Linked DNA regions of Mus musculus: region 2 is linked to region 1. The links are chromatin loops, found by intact Hi-C in ENCODE. Cell type or tissue: heart. All regions are shown on one strand. Links, peaks and the distances in the headings refer to the core of each region. The heading gives the core; the rest is flanking DNA.

Region 1 (8,120 bases), core at 1,902-5,901:
CCTACCACTTTTGAATGAATGGCAGAGAGCCCCGGCAACTGCCCTTCCCTATTAGCCAACTGAGCTGGCCTGTGGCAAACTCCCACAAGGAAATCTGGGGAAGACCCCAAAGCAGGCAGAAATAGACTGCAGTTTACCCTCCAACATTTAAAAAAGAAGTCAAACCATTTTACCAGGAAGGGTAGAGAATTTGCACACTCAAACAGCCTGGGGGACATTCCTGCCTGGGAACAAGGAAGAGAGAGACTGTCCCTCAAGGCAACCCCTGCTCCTCTTCTATGTCCCAGGATTAGACAGGAGACCTCCAGTCTCCAGTCAGGAAGGATGCAGGATAGGGACCCCCAGGAGCCTGCAGTGGGAGGGCAGTGAGGGGGATCCCTTGATTCCACAGTCCTTTCTCAATTTAGAAACCGGAGCTTCCCTGATTTAACCAAGCGTTCTTGTGCCCCAGAGCCACAGGCCTAGCTGTTCTTGCTCCTCGAGACACGGACCAACCTATGTGCCCGTGCTCATTACCTTAGATGCTTTTCTGGCACGGAGCCTGGAGCACATTCCGGACCCCAGTTACTATGACCACGGGCCTTCATGTGCTTCAAGACCTAGCACTGATCACCCGGCCAGCGGACAGACAGCCGGTATTGAAGACTGTCCCCTCCCACTCCTGAGCAGAGGGCAGGAGAGAGGGAGAGGGAGAGGGAGAGGGAGAGGGAGAGGGAGAGGGAGAGGGAGAGGGAGAGGGAGAGGGAGAGGGAGAGGGAGAGGGAGAGGGAGAGGGAGAGGGAGAGGGAGAGAGAGAGAGTCAGAGTCCAGGGTTCAGATAGATGGAAGCCGCAGGAGCTCCAGCTTTAAGACTGGATGAAGGGAAACAGAGACGGAGAGTGAGCAAGGCTTCAGCCCCCTAGGATCTAAAGAAGACAGGGTGCCCCCCCCACCCCCCGCCAGCTTGCAGGGGTGAAGTCAGTGAGTAGGAGCCCAGGTAGGTGAGGTAAAGAAGGGGGGCGGGGGGATGGGAAGATCTGTTCTTCCTACTCTCCCTTAAACCAGACCCCGAGACCAGGTCCTGGGGCTGCAGAGGGGTGGAAAAGATCCGGATAGGTGTGAAGAAGCCTGGTGAGCAGCTAGCTGCCTGAGCTAGGGATCGGCTGGGTGCCTCGGGGCCGGGGGCGGCTCATTGGATGTCCTTATCTCGGCCTCCTCGCTCCTTGCGTTTACTGATCCCTAGCTTTTCAGAGCACATGGTTGGTTGAGTCCGTCCCTGAGGCAGTCGTCCCAGGAAGTATACAGGACAGGGAGGGATCAGGTGGGGGAATTTGGGAGGGAGGCAAGTCCTTCTCACCCCACCCCACCCCCACTCTCAGTACCCAGGAGGGATCACTCACACAGTTCCTGCCGGCTGAGGTGGGAGAAATGAGGGCTCTGGGGGGGTCTCAGTCCAGGCTCTGTCTGAGCTCAGAAGCAATGCCTCTGGGGCTGTTTGCATAAGTTCCAACAAGGCCTGGAACCTGTCCTGCCAGTGACCAATGCCCAGGCAGCAGGGGCGGGCCCTAGACCATCTGTTCCCTGGGCCTTCCTACCTCCAAGGTTAGGGTGGGTGGTTTGACCACACCCCGAAATCTCCTAGCTAGGGAGGCCAGAGGCCACAGGGGAAGGACAATGCTGGGGACTGAACCCAGACTCATTTTAGGCACCCTGGCTTTCTTTTCACTCATTACTTTAAGAGACTGTGTGGACCAGGCTGGCCTTTAACTGACTCTATAGCCCAAGGTGCTCTTGAAAATGGGTTCCTCCTGCCTCAGCCTTCTGAGTTAGCTGGGATTACAGACAGGGCCTCAGAGGCCACATTGCTGCTTGGTCTCTTGTGTGGCCCTAACCCTGTCAGGGGCACAGGCTACCTAACCCCCCACCTCGACCCTGTGCCCTTAAAGAAGGCGGTGGGGGCTGGAGGGTCCCTGGCTGGGCAGTGTGCTGTGCTCAGAAGAGAGTGTTTTGCTTGTCTTCTGCTTCCACTGTTTTGGCCCAGGGGAACAAGGCTGGGCACCTCTGAGGACCACCTTGCTGAGATTAAACTTGGCGGCAAGGGTGGGGTCTGATCGGAACTCACTTTCTTTATGATCCTGTTCGCTTTGAAGGCAGAGGGGCATTCTACGCTGCCTTCTGAGCTGCTAGACACTAGCCTGAGCTGTGTGTGCATGTGCAGGCCTCTGAGTGAGAGGACATAGGACTGCTAGCCCCTGGGGACTGTCTTCAGCTCGTGTTCAGCTGCATGACCAACGCACACCAGGTGCAGTGTGAGGTACTTGTATGAGCTGTGAACATAAAATGCCAAATATGGTCCAAGCTCCCTCTTCTTTGTGTCTGCTGAGTGACCTGCCCTAAGGCTTGAACTGGTATGTGACAGGCAGATGCCCTTTCACCCCGTGACACCTCGTGGCCCACACCTTTGCTCCCGTTCCCAGTCACGCCCTTCTTCCAGGACTCCTATCTGATCAGCCCCTCCTCCTGATTTGGCCTTTCCCGCTTGCTCTCTCGATCTGGCCTCCTCCATTCACGTAGACTTTGGGATGATGTAATCTGTTCACCCTTCCAACTGACCAGAGCATCTCTTTCCTTTAGCTACCAAGCTGTTGCCAGCTGCCTGCTCTTTCCACCTACACCCTTCAGCCCCTGACCCACAGCCTTCTGTCTTCTGCAATCCCTCCACAAGCCAGCCTTCTGAGGGCCGTGTCGGATAATGTCCTGTTGCCTTTGACTTGTGCGCAGTCACCTTGGCTTTCAGGCCCCTGCTTGTCCTCCGTGGTCCCTTCCTTTCCTCTTGAATTCCTCTTTTCATACTTTTGACAACTCTGTCCAGGTACACCCCACCTGTTCCCCTCCACGTCCCCTCCAAGGCCTCTGTAAGCAGCACCACTGGCCATACCAGTATGAGCGGGAAACCAGGACTCGGCCAAACCGTTCTTCCCCAGCCCAGGAGTCCTTCTCAAGCCCATTCCATTCCCTACCGAGAACCTTCCGGTGGCTTCAGGATAACTTGGAATTCCCACAAAGTCCTGCCTGATGGTAGATATCACAGCTAGCACAAATGGTGGGCTAAGACAGGACTACGAGACCCCCATAAGGGCCTGTCCATGTCTCTCCTCTGCCCTTGCTCTACAGCACCCTCGCCATAGCTCCATACAGCCTGAACAGTGTGTGGCAGGGGCGTCTATCCCTCCCAGGCCGTTGTGCTACCATCATTCCTTAGGTCTGCAGGCTCACGGGGTGAGGGTAGAGGGGGTGGGAGGTGGAAAGGTTGGGGGGGTAGAGGAGGTAGATGGAAGAGGAGTGGGTGGAGGGGTGGGGGTGTTGAAGCAAATAGACTTGGGAGATTGTGGCTGGAGGCTGTGAGTAGCTATGAGGGTGGGGAGTGGGAATGGGAGTATGAGCAAGGGCGTGTGTGTGTGTGTGTGTGTGTGTGTGTGTGTATGTGCAAGCGCACACCTATACTCTTTGGAAAACAGCCAGGATCACCTTCCAGGAAATTCCTTCCCATGTTGCCTGGGACAAGGAAGGGCAAGGGTGAGATTTCCTTCCCAAGGGAGAACAAACAAGCCATCCTTGCAGTTTGCTGGGGACAGAGTGTCCGGGGGGAGAGCCACAACAGAGAATGTGCTATTGTTATACTCCGGAGCAAACAGGACCAGAGATGCTGAGTACTCAGTTGAAGCCAACGAGTTCATTAGAGACAGGCAGCAGCCTCTTTGTCCTGCATCCAGATCTCTGGCAGACTTCATGGTTCCCTTTTGTGTCTGTAACAGTCCACCTTCAGAGGTATCTCCAAACTACTGGCAACAGGGAGCTTGCTGGGAGCGCGAGGAGGAACGGGGGAGGTACTGCTGGTCAGGAACCCTGGGGGATTTCTGGATTGGGAAAATTTCTCAGGCGATTCTGGAAGCTGGGGTGGAGATGAGGATTCCCTTTCTCTGGTCCCAGAGCTTGGGTAGCTATAGCTGCCCTTGGAGACTTACATAGTGCTGGGTCAGGAGTGGTGGGGTTGCAGCTCCTCGCTTCTTAATACAGTGGAAGAAAGCCCTTGGCCAGACGCTGGGGAACTCAAGCACAAAGGTGCCATTCCCACAGCCAGGAAGGAGCTCGCTCGTGGGGGCAGCAGACACATTCCCAACATTACTAGGACTCACAATCTGGAAAGGCCCGGGAGTTCCCTAGAGGAAGACAGCCTGCTCAAGGGCGCCAGGGAACCGAGCGCGAACGTTTAGCCATCTATAGACCACAGGCGCCTGACCAGCTAGCTGGTGGGTAATGAGGACGACCATTGATCTGCTGCAGACACTCAAGCCCGCTGAGTGTTGTTCTCCGCAGTGCCCACAAGGGGGAGGGATGATCCGCGGAAACCTGAGCGCAGAGGCTCAGGGCTGCAGCGAACAGCGGATGGAACCCTAGTTACTCTACGTGCACCCGCTGGCTCCAAGTGCTTCCACGCCTCACTGCGTTTAAGGTTCACAACTACTTTATTCTTTGGGTATTGTTTACATACGAGGACACCGAGCTCGTCATCACGTGGCAGATGACCCAGCAGAGTCAAATTCGGGTTTCAGTAGCCTCAGAACCTGAACTCTGCTAGGAGGAACCCTAGCAGGGGCAAGGCCAAAGTAGTTGGCCCACGGGCTCGCACCCGGGCTCTCACCCGGGACTCAGTGCCTGAGAGAGGAAGGGAGCTGTGGATAATGCCACAGCGGGTGGCAGATGTGAATCATTTGGAAGCATCCCTTCTCCCTCCCCCCACCCCCCGCAGGCTGTCCCTCCCTTAAAGGCTCCAGAGGACAGGACTGAGAAAGAAGATTCCGAGGCTATAAAGAGTGTTAGAAATGCTGTTTCCAGTGTCTCAGATTAACACAATCGGATTCCGAAAGAGAAAAAGACCTCACCATAACTAAACTTGAAACAAGCCCATTAAGAAATTTTGTTTTTGTTTTTGTTTAAGGAACTGAAATATTGGAAGCTATGCTAAAGAGAAGCAGATGTCTGACTTTCACATCCACCATCTCATCTGACCCAACCTCCACCCTAAGTTTCTAGGGAAGAAGAGAGTCCACCTCTCCAAACTGTTCCTTACCGAGCAGGTGGCGTTTTAGGAACGTTATTCGGCGCATGCATCCGTTATTCGGACATAGGTTAGTTAACATCCCCGCGGGCTTTGGGGCAGAACTCTGTAGTAATCAAGCTCATTTGCATTTTGCATGAAAACGTGAATACTTAATAAGTGAGGTGGAGGGACATCCAGTGGCCTCAGTTAAAAAAAAAAAAAGCATCTAGACTCTGCTGGACTGTGACCTCCCTCCGGCCCCCTCGCTCGCAGCGACCTACCTGCTTTGGGCTCTCTGCCCGCGGAGGGCAGCGCAAGTCCGGAATGGCCTCGTAGACATTCTCCGAGTCGCTAGGCGCCAGGGGCCGGGGACAAACCCAGGAGCCCGCCACGCTGGAGGCCTTGAAGTGGCCCGCGCTGCCGAGGAGGCCGGCAGGGGGCGCGGTACCGCCGCGCGCCAAGTCATCCAGGGACTGCGCCGGTCGCACAGGCGCCGCGGGCCGCACGTAAAGGCAGGCGGGCCCTCCCGGAGCCAGGCTGTTGCGCTGGCCACCGGTGCGCTGTCGTGCAGGGCCACACAGGGAGCTGGCGCGGCCCCGGGGCTCGGCAGAGGACCCATCGGCGCCCACCGGGGTGCTCACGAAGCGGTAGTCGTAGGCCAGAGGTTCCGGGACTGCGGGGCGCTGCTGCGGTACGGAAGGCTGCGGGGCCGGGGCAGGGTCGCCGAGCGCGGGCAGCTCGCGTACGTACTGCGCGGGGAGGTAGAAGGGGCGACCCCCGGGCTCCCGCCGCACGTGCCACCAGTGCTCGGTGCTGCGGCGCAGCAGTCGGTAACGCTCGTTCGGTTGGATGGCGATGCGGCGCCCGTCTTTGCCGGTGTACTCGAAGGGGTGTTCCACCAGCACGTACACGTCCCCCTCGACGTCCGCCGCCATCGCGACCACCGCGCTTTTCTGCAGGCAACAAGAAAAGGAGCCGCCAAGGTCAGGACTGCGCAGCGGGGAAGAGCATGGAGTCCGGGGCTCAAAGACAAGGGTTCGAGTCCCGCTCCTGCCCACGCCCACTGCATTCGGGCTTCAGTTTTTCCTTCTCTGAAATGGGGACGTGGATAAAATCATCTTCAAAGTTCCCATGCTTAAGATTCCATTCTGTGTCGTTGATTGTGAGATATGTGTCTCCCTGTCATCCCTTGGTGAGAACTTGAGGGTGATATAGGAATCCAACTTTACTCTGGGGGAAACCTTGGCTTAAAGATTTGCGGTGACTGCAAGATAGATAGCACATTTGCCTGAAGGTTAGGGGAACCTCATCTTCCCGGTTGGCGAATTGGGAATTAAGGCCCCTTTCCCGTCGCTCTTCTGCCCCCCGTCTCGCCACACCCTGACGCCTCCAGCCTGCAGGGAATCCGTGGAAAGCTCTTAAGTACCCCCTCCCTTTAGGAGTTTGCCCTCTAGGTGGGCGAGATTAACGACGGGGCGCAGGCTCTAGGGCAGCCCCCAAGTTGTTCTACCTTAGAAGTGTCCCTGTCTTATTTAATCCGGTGATTTTGACGTAGGGGCTTGGACAGCTAAGGTTGGAGAACCGGTTCTCTGGGTTTCTCTTCCCTTTCCCAGTGGCTTCGTCGCACACGTGAACCGTGAAGTCTGGCCCGCCCATTAGGGCCAGCACCGCCCCCTGCACGCCAGCTCTTCGGCAGCCTCTTAAGAGGCTTCCTGGTCTCTTCACCTGCCTAGGGGTCCTTCCCTACAAGGAGTGCCTGTCCGGGGGGGGGGGGGTAGCTTCTAGGGAATGCATTGCAACAGTGTCACCAGGGTCCTCTAAATCTCTTTGGAGTGATCATTATAACGCGACCCCCCCCCCCCCCACCAATGCTAGTTTTGTCTGGTGCCTGGTGTGTGTGTGTGTGTGTGCGCGCGTGAACAATCCCAACTGTGTGTCTTCAACAAAGTGAAGCAGGTGGCCTACTCCGGAAGTACTGGTCACTCCAAAACCTTACAATGACCACTCCGTTTATTGCCCTACAAGGTGGCCTGGGGACCAGCAGCGGGGTGTCCACCGTCTTGCTAAGGCTGATTTCTTTTTTCAAGAGTTCCTTGATGATGGAAGGGGTGTAAACTTAGTCACTGAGCATCCTGACCCGAGAGATGGTAAAATGGCAGACCAGAGCTGGCCGAGCAGAATCCTAGAAGTGTGTACCCTTGGGTTACGCCCCCTTTCCCAGGACCCCAACCGTGCACTCACGTTAGCTGGGAGGATCTCAGGCTGCCCATGGGCGGGGCTGACGGAGGGAAGCAGACTAGGCCTCTACCATATCTGTGGGAGGGACTTCCAAGGACCGAGACTGAAGAAACAGCGCGAAACAGGAGACACTGGGAGGAGAGGCGGAGACCGACACTTAGTAGGGCTGTTCCTAGTCCCCAATACAGCTTGTCTGAGAGGATGCGGAGAAGCCATAATGTCTGTGCTGGAGCCCTTGAGGTCTCCAGGAAAAAAAAAAAAGGCATGGGGAAGGGGCTGAGTGGAAGGGGTGCTGATGGATAGGCGAGCAGAGCCCAAGAGTCAGTAGGCCCTGCTCCCCCCCACCCCCTCAACGCTCAGAGGGGTTTGTTGTCCTAGAGGACCTGGCGTTCCGCGGGCGCGATGCTCTGGGAATGCCCGGCGGAGTTGGCTGTCTTGTCCTGGCATGCACATTCCGAGCGGGGCCTTTTGCTCCCTGAATCACGAACTGTGAGCCCTTCACAGCAAGATTAAGAGCACTACCCATTCCGGGAGCACCTCCGCCCTCTGAGGCTCTCTCTGGGAGCAGCCTGTCCGGGCCTGGAAAAACTAGAGTCCCTTTGCAGGGACGCTCACAGACAGGGGAGTGCTGTGTCTCCGGTTGTGTGACAAGAGGACCTGTGCCTCAGATCCTTCCATTATCTGGGGTGAGCGAAGAGAAGGGGAGGGATGCGAGAGCGGTGAGGAAGGCGCCCTTAGCCAGTAGGTCTCCTGTATCTTCTGCTCCCGGTCGTCCCTAGCTATAGCGTCACCAATATCTAAG
Region 2 (8,120 bases), core at 2,382-6,381, 340 kb after region 1:
TATTCATTCATCCACAATTTAACAAACAAATGGGCTACATAATCACAGTAGTCCATGGGAAAGCGGGAAATGAAACCTCAGGTCACCCACAGTGGGAAAGGACACAATGAGGATTATAATTATAAATCTTGGTTGGTTTTTAAAGGTGTTGGTGTCTTCCATTGGTGTCTATGATAAATGGAGCCTGAAGACAGTACAGACTGAGATTTGCGGCCGGTTAAACAAGACACCACAGGATGCTCTTCAAATATCTGGAATAGACATAAGCAGAGAAGGGTTTGCCTCCTACTTCTGCTTAAGGGAGTCCCCCAAGCAAAAGGTCCATGTTCTAAGATGCCACATTTCAGCTTTACATAGGAAACAAATTACAAATCACAAAATTACTATCTGTCTCCTAGAAGAGGAGGAGGAGGAGGAAGAAGAGAAGGAGAAGGAAGAGGAAGAAGAGGAAGAAGAGGAAGAAGAGGAGGAAGAGGGCTCCCTACATGTGCAACACCAGGTCCGTAGACTGCCCAGCCTTACAAAGGTTTTAATGAGCAAAGACAGAACTGCAATGGCGCTCCTGTCCGTCCTTTTCAAGTCTGAGAGTCTCAAGGGCAGGACACACAATAGTAATACCCCAAGCTAAAAAGGATAACTTTTAAGAAATTACTGAAAAACATTACTGGCTTTCCCCATTTGATTTTTATTTGTAAGTCCTGTTTGGATGTAAATGAATTAGAAAAGACATAATCAATAAAGGAAGTCCAGTCTCTACATCCCATTCCATTCTAAGAAATGACAGCAAACAACATGGCAGGTGTGAAAGGCATGGAGGGAGCTAGTAATCTGGCACTTGGAGACTCTGTTTCCATTCAACTAGGAACCAGACACCACCTACACAGCCAAGTGATAGGTGATGCCCAAATATGACTTGGTGGTGTAGGCATGAGAGAAAAAGGCATCTCTGGCCTGTCTAGCATGGGGTCCATCATGGACTTGGGTGGTAATATAGCCAGGCAGAGAGCTAGTACGTGGCAAGCAAGAGGCACTGCTGTTGTTGTTGTAGTTGTTGTTTTTAAAGCTTTCCTTATGTCGTAGGAAGACTATTACACGAAAGTGCTCTTTAAAGAAGTCAGTGAATCTGTTGGGCCCAATGGTGGTACTGTCTATAATCCCAGCAGGGAGATCTTGAATTTGAGAACAGCCTGGACCACACACAAGTGAAAACGAAGGTCATAAACCTACCCGCCTACCTCCACCACAGTCAGTCTGTGGCTCACTACCTCTGTCCACCACGGACAAGAAACAGGGTTTGGGAGTTAAAGGATCTCAGCTGCAAATCTAGTTCAACTACGAAAAGCTGACAGACAATGAGCAAGTCATTTTACTTCTTGGTGCCTCCTTGTCTCAAGTCTCCAACTGAGCTGCTATGGAAACAATTATCTGAGAGATTATGGAACCCTTTGCCATATGAAGAAGCTATGTAACCCAGAACAGTAACAAGTTAAACTGCCGTTGCTTTTAAACTAATGAGAGTGGTGGTATATCCGTAATCCCAACAGCTCGAGAGACAGAGGCAGGTGGATCTCTAAGAGTTCCAGGCCAGTCTAGTTTTCATAGTGAGTCCCAGGTCAGCCAGGGCTACAAAGTGAGACTCTACCTCAAACAAACAAACGGATGAAGAAAGAAAAGGACGAATGAACAGAGGAAGAGAGGGAGGGAGGTTGGTTGATTGGTTGGGAGGGACTGGATCAGACAGGATGGGACATGACGGGAAGGAAGGGAGGAAGTTAGTAAGTAGTGGATATAGTGGTGCTCACCTGTCATCTTAGCACACAGGACAAAGAAGCAGGTGGACTGTAAGTTCAAGGCCAGTCTAAGCTACACCACAACTTATAGGCTAACCTCAGCTATGTAATAGAATCCCATCTTGAATGTACACACACCCACACAACACATACACGCCCACAGTTTTCACATGCACTTGGTTATTGTCACGTCTTCCACTCTACCTCCATAGCTAGTCTTTACCTCCTAAGGCAAGCTGACAAACTGATCTTGAGATAATAATTCTTAAAACTAACTACTGAGTAAAACCACCAGAAAAGCCTGCGTGATCACTCCAGAGCTGTTTGTGTCTGAGACCTACTTACTCCAAACTATCTAAAGATGAATTCCAGGATGGCAGCTAGACAACACAAGGGACAAATGTATCTTTTATGAACATGAGTACCCAAAATGGAAGCCTACTGGATTCTCTTTAAAGCTCATCCTAGTAGAATATTGCTAATGTAAAACATCCTGTCTTTCTTTCTTTCTTTTTTTTTTGTTTTGTTCATCCACTCAGTGCTCAGGACTTTTCCAGCTATATGACTTTAAATAATCGATTTTATGTCAACGTACCTTCACAGTTAGAGATAATCACAGAATCAGTTCAAAGTTCTAGTGAGACGAGTATGTTCTGACACTGTTCTGTCAATTCAGCAACTAGCAGATTAACTCACCGCTCTGCTAGGTCCATGTGTCTTGCTATGGAAAGGATCCGTTCTTAGTAAATGAGGGCAATTTTCTGCCTCATTCCTTTTCCACGTGACTCACAGGATAGTCTTTTAAAATCTCTTCCTACACTTATTATATAATATGCAAATTGTCATTACAATGTAGTTTATTTTCCCCCACCCAAATCAAACATTTTGTTGACAAAAGTAAAAAGGGGGATTGGAGAGATGGCTCAGAGGTTAAGAGCACTGACTGCTCTTCCGAAGGTCCTGAGTTCAATTCCCAGCAACCACATGGTGGCTCACAACCATTTGCAATGAGATCTGATGCCCTCTTCTGAGGTGTCTGAAGACAGCTACAGTGTACTTACATATAATAAACAAATTTAAAAAAAAAAAAGGTAAAAAGAGAATAACCACCATCTTATTTCCATTCTTTTTGTTATGAGTTTCCTGGGGAGGCAGGATGACTAGTTTATGTCATTTTTCAGGCCCAAGGAATAAGATTTTTCAGTGCTGTCATACAATCAATAGAAAGTTCTTAAACTAACATAGGTATGTGGCCCCTCATGGTGTCTAGCTGCATAACACTGCAAGTTCCCAAAACAAAGGACGGTATGGAAAAAAAAAAAAAAAAAAAAAAAAAAGGACCCACCAAGGAAACTTAGTTATGAAAAGCTAATCTAAGACTCAATTTCAATTTCCTTAAGGCTAACTTGTAATCAGATATGACTCACAAAAATAGTCACTAGTTACCTGCCCGTCTTTGTGTCACAAAAATAAGTTCTTTAAATGTCCAATCAAGTACACAAAATACTTCTTTCGTACAACCCCTGACACTCCCACTTAAGCAATAGATTCATAGACACAAGCCTCGGCAACAGTTTTCTCTGTTCTCTAAGCTCTACCAACCCGGAGGACTAAGCTGGCAGGTGCTGGATCAAGTGCTGTAACCTAGGGGCGCTGCTTTCCCTTGCCAATAGGCAGTCACGGCTTGCGGCCAAGAGCTACCGGGCCCAAGCCTTCGCGCCCCGGCTCGATCCCCTTCGGCTAAGAGCATCGCACCAGGGGCTAAGAGATGCGGAGCAGCCCGAGCGGAAACCTCCACAATGACAGTCCCCAGAGCCCCGAGCCCTAGGGGCCGCAGCCCGGGCGGAGCCCAGCCCGCTCCCCGACGCAGCCCTCACTTGTTCGTTTGTTGGTATAGGGGCTCCATGACGCCGGCCTAGCCGGCCTGCGGCTTCCTCGGAACACGTCCTCACAACCCCACTTCCGGCTTCCGGTCTCAGGGCCCGCCCTGCTGAGTAGGGCGCCCGCGAGTGTGCCTGTCCCGTGGTGGTTGTGAGGTCGGAGACGGGGTTGCGCGGAAGGAAAGCGGGACGCGAGGGATGGGTGTGGCTCCGGGCCGGAGCTCGCGGAGAGCGGCGGGGGTGAGTTTTTTGCTAAAGTCCAGCTCCGGGATTGAATCAGGTAGCGGAGAGGACGGTCGCGAGGCACTGACGTCAGAGCCTCCCCCGAGAAGTCGCCGGCGACTCTCTACGTCGCTCTCCGCCCCGCGGTCGGGCTTGGCTTCTCCTTGGAGTGTGTAATTACAGGTCTGGGGAATCTCACTTCCTCACGACGCGTGCTTTTCCTGCCTCGAACTAGTCCGCCCACTAGTCTTCCCATCTCCGGCTCATTTTTAGTAAACCCACAGTGAGTGAGTGGTTAGCATATGACGTGGAACAACCAAAATTTCCCTGTTCTTCAAGAGGTTGGACTAGAGAAGGAACTACGATCTGTATACAAATAAACATTCCAAATAAGTACAAAGATAATGGTAGAACATCCAAATAAATACAAAGATAATGAGCTGGGCTGGTGTTGTGGTCAATAGGAAATTGTTTTTAAAGACATGAAGGGCGGGTGACATTTGGATTAGGACTTGGAAAGGTTCAAACACTTGTCTTCACCTAGGCCCATCTCATTTCCATCCATCTAGGTTCTTATCTACAGTTCCTCCCAAGGGAGGAGTTGTTCCTCTTCCTTTGGTGAGCTGAAGCTTGGATTTTCCTGTATCCTGCATCCCTCCCAGTTTTATGTCCCAAGAGACTGCCCGCCCATATTCATTCTTTCCCTAACATTACATTTCCCAGTTCCACTCCCATTTATTGAACATCTACTATGCACCATGCACAGATATGTAGGATAGGAACCCAGGTAAAACACATTCCTGGTGTTTCGCTGTCTATTGAGAAAGTCCTTATTTTAAAGCTGAATTAACAATCAACATTTAGGGTATGACTAAGGACCATTTGCCTGGAGAAGAGCAGTAGGGGTTCATGGATCAAGAAAGCATGGGGGGCCTTCAAGAACCGATAGAGGGTTTGTGGGAATGGTGCACTTTAGCTAAGGTTGAGTAGCGTGGGGGCGGGGCATAGATAAAAGGCTGTATCCTTAGTTTTTTAGTACTTTGCTGGTGAGGGATGCACAGGGAAGTATGTATATGTGTGCTTGTGTGTGTCTCAGTAGAATTGTCTCTGACTTGTGTGAGGTCCCAGGTCAAATCTTTGTGGGTCTTTGCTCTATAGGCATTTTGATTTTAAATTATATTACAGATTTATAAGAACAGGAAAAAAATAAGTAATAGGGGGAAAGTGCCAGTCTTCTCCTTTGTTTTCTGCTCAGCTGAGGTGCAGTGAGTAGCTGCCTCCATTCCCAGCACCATGAAGCTGCCTGCCACCATGACTTTGCTGCCAGGATGGATGGTATTCATTTTTATAATATTCCCTTTTTTTGTAATAAATACAGCAAAGATTCCTTATACTATCCACTGTGGGCCCAGTAACTATACCTGTTCTTGTCCTTTATTTTTGAATGTGCTATTTCTGACCACCATGAAAAACAAAAGAAAACAAAGCTGTTATTATTTATAATGCCACAGGTCTTCAGGGCCTGAATGCATCAGTCTCAGTAACTTTCCCTGCCTTTCCAATTCCTTGTGCCATTTGCTAGTGCTGACTGCGTTGGCACCCAGGATGCTGTGCACACTTCCCACTGCTGGGGATTACTGACCCAAACCATTACTGTGCTTTGCTAGTGAAGGTATTGCCTGTACTGTGTAACAGCATCCGCTGGTGGCTTCTCTCCTCACTGTGACTTGGGCCTGAAGAGAAGCTCCTTAGGAGAGAAAGAGTTTCTTTTGGCTCACAGTGTGAGAAGATACCACCCACCATGACAGCAAAGTCATGGTGGCAGGCCACTTCACGGTGCTGAGACTGTAGGCAACAATTCACTACATCACAGCAGACCAGACCACAGAAAGGAGAAGACTGGCATTCTATTGGCTTTCTCCTTTTCTGTCTTATTTAGTCAGGGATGGAACCCATGGGATAGTGACACCCAGTGAGTATTCTCCCTTTAGCCAGCCCTTTCTGGAAATACCCTAACAGATACACTCGAAGGTGTGTCCTCTGTGTTTCCTTTTTCTATGTGTCTATGTGTAGCTATGTGCTCTTGAGTGCAGATGGAACTCAGCTGGGTGCTGGAAACTGAACTCGGGTCCTCTAGGTGAGCAGCAAGTGATATTAACTGCTCAGATATCTCTCCAGCCCTCCCAGCTGTTTGTCCAAGTGGACCATCTAAAATATGCTACAGCAAACATTCACAAAAAAAATGTGAAAGAAATCAAGTTAGGAATTTTGTAGGCTTAGTGTGCAGCAATATAGCATCTCCTGCATTCCTAGAATGTGTTTTTTTTCCCCAGTGTTTACTGCACCCTGGCTCCCACACACTGAAACCAGTTGGTAGAGGCAGGGGGGGTGGGAAAGGATGGATAGGGTGGCTCTGGAATAGAAGTCCTGTTCATGAAAGGAACACTTGGCTCTCACCTGACAACTTGAGACTGACCCGGTAGCTCATGAAGTCATCACATTGGTCATAGGTAGCAAAGGAGATTGACTGCAAAAGTCAGTTGGCCTTAGAAAGTAATAATATCAAATGGAGTTAGTCATGGCCACTGCTGGAGGACTGCCAGCATGTGGCTTAAAGCCATAGAGGCCCTGCAGGCATATACCCAAGTCCCTGTCCCATGACACTAAGGGATGCAGTGGAATGGGTGTTGTTTAAACTGCTGCATCCTTTTTAAGTGGGGTTAGGAAGTGCATTGAGACAGTGTCACAGTGCCCAAGATGGCCTCAAATTTGCTATCCTCCTGCCTCAGTCTCCTATATGCTGGGGATTAAAGGTATGAGTCACCACATCTGGCTTAAGACACTATACTTTTAAGTGGTGGTAAAATAGATACTTGACCTGAGAGACTTGATCTGGTCAGGGTGATAAGGATCAGGGCTTATGAAAACCTAGTGATGCATAATAGCACCTAAATCTGCCATGGGGGAAAAGCTGAGGAGGCAGCTCCGTGGCAGAGCACCTGCCTGGCAGGCGTGGGCCCTAGACTTAACATCCAGGACCACAAAGGGAAAGGTTAAGATGCTGATAAGGAAGAGGTGGTCTCAAACCAAGAGGCTGTCCAGAGGGATGAGATTTCAGCAGGACCTTAAAGTGCACGGACAATGTGTCACGGGGAGGCAGGCCAGGGAATCTCAGCAAGTGGAGAGGTAAAGTAGGGAAGGCCAGCTCAGGTGATGGTCTGTGAGAGTCCCTTTGGCTAAAGCAGAGGGTTTCCAAAGCAGAGAAGGCTGAGGTTGCCAGGCAGTGGGGGTGGGAGAGTTGGTGAAGCTACAGTCAGGAAAAGTGTCCACCTTGTAACCTGGAGACTTCTGGAGGGTGTTGGGCCTCAGACAGGATGGTGTGGCTTTCATACTTTCAGAACTTCTTCTGTTTGAGTCTTTGGAAACTCACAGCTCTCTAATTGCCGGATTTCAAACACCCCTTGACACTTGGCCTATTTGTTCTCGTTTGTGAGGTGGCAAACTTGGGGTATAATTATGCATGCCTATATGCACACAATTTAGGTGGCAGCAGCAGAAGGAACATAAGTTTGCTCCAGTTTGAACCATACAGGGAGATCCTTTTTTGAAGAAACAAAAAAAGATTTCTGGCCAGGCATGCTTTTATCCCAGTACACATTCAGGAGGCAGAGGCAGGCAGATCTCTGTGAGTTTAAGATTAGCCATGACTACATAGTGAGATCTTATCTCAAAAATCAGCCAGTCAATCTGGTCTGCCGTTCATTTTACCTCCGATGTGTTCTCTTTACTTCTGAAACCACTCGAGTTTATATCTCTGGCTGTCTCCATCAGACCACATAGGATGATTCTGTTATCTTGTCAAGCCATCAGCACCTTCTCCTCCCTCTGTTTTCTACAAATCTTGTGTTTCTCAGGAAACCGTTCCAAAGCCCAGTTGTAGTGTTACACAGCGAGCCTTTTGATAGCTCCAGACCACAGGACTATGTCTTCCTCCTGTCATGCATGAGCCCACCTCATTAGCCTCATCCCTGGCCATGTGGTCACTCCTGCCAACTGTGGTCATCACAGCTCTCCCCACAAGGGCCTCTGTCTTCGGCCCTTTGCATCTACTATTCCCTGTGCCTCTAACTCCGTTCCCTCTATCTTAGGCCAGATCAATTCCCACTTCCTCTTTGAGCTCCAGCTGTGCCTTCACCTCCCCTGGAGAGCACCTTTGAAACTTAGGCTG

Evidence for each region. Hi-C counts contacts between places; a loop is a spot of excess contacts. Peaks named below come from ENCODE experiments on the same cell type or tissue, not always from the same donor. Only the 100,000 strongest peaks of a DNase experiment are listed, where the experiment ranks them.
Region 2: it touches region 1 in a loop (2.1-fold over the local background); 5 of 42 quality-filtered maps call a loop at or near these places.

Annotation. Positions count from the first base shown.
Region 1 is chr11:103,354,886-103,363,005 of GRCm38, forward strand. It overlaps Arhgap27 (Rho GTPase activating protein 27), which reads right to left. Exons shown (of 18, transcript NM_001205236.1): 2 at 7,322-7,449; 3 at 5,362-6,033. The coding sequence starts at 6,015. Among named protein-coding and RNA genes, the nearest start is that of Arhgap27, 4.7 kb to the right of the region's middle. In heart, for the core only: a CTCF peak has its summit at 4,356 (motif pointing right); DNase peaks (open chromatin) are centred at 2,586, 3,596, 4,366, 5,516 and 1 weaker place; H3K4me3 peaks cover 1,858 bases; H3K27ac peaks cover 1,070 bases; H3K27me3 peaks cover 2,808 bases.
Region 2 is chr11:103,693,963-103,702,082 of GRCm38, forward strand. It overlaps Gosr2 (golgi SNAP receptor complex member 2), which reads right to left and starts at 3,761. Exons shown (of 6, transcript NM_019650.4): 1 at 3,668-3,761. The coding sequence starts at 3,696. C130046K22Rik (RIKEN cDNA C130046K22 gene) reads left to right here and starts at 3,762. Exons shown (of 3, transcript NR_102389.1): 1 at 3,762-3,910. In heart, for the core only: a CTCF peak has its summit at 4,086; DNase peaks (open chromatin) are centred at 3,759, 3,919 and 4,533; H3K4me3 peaks cover 1,950 bases; H3K27ac peaks cover 1,497 bases.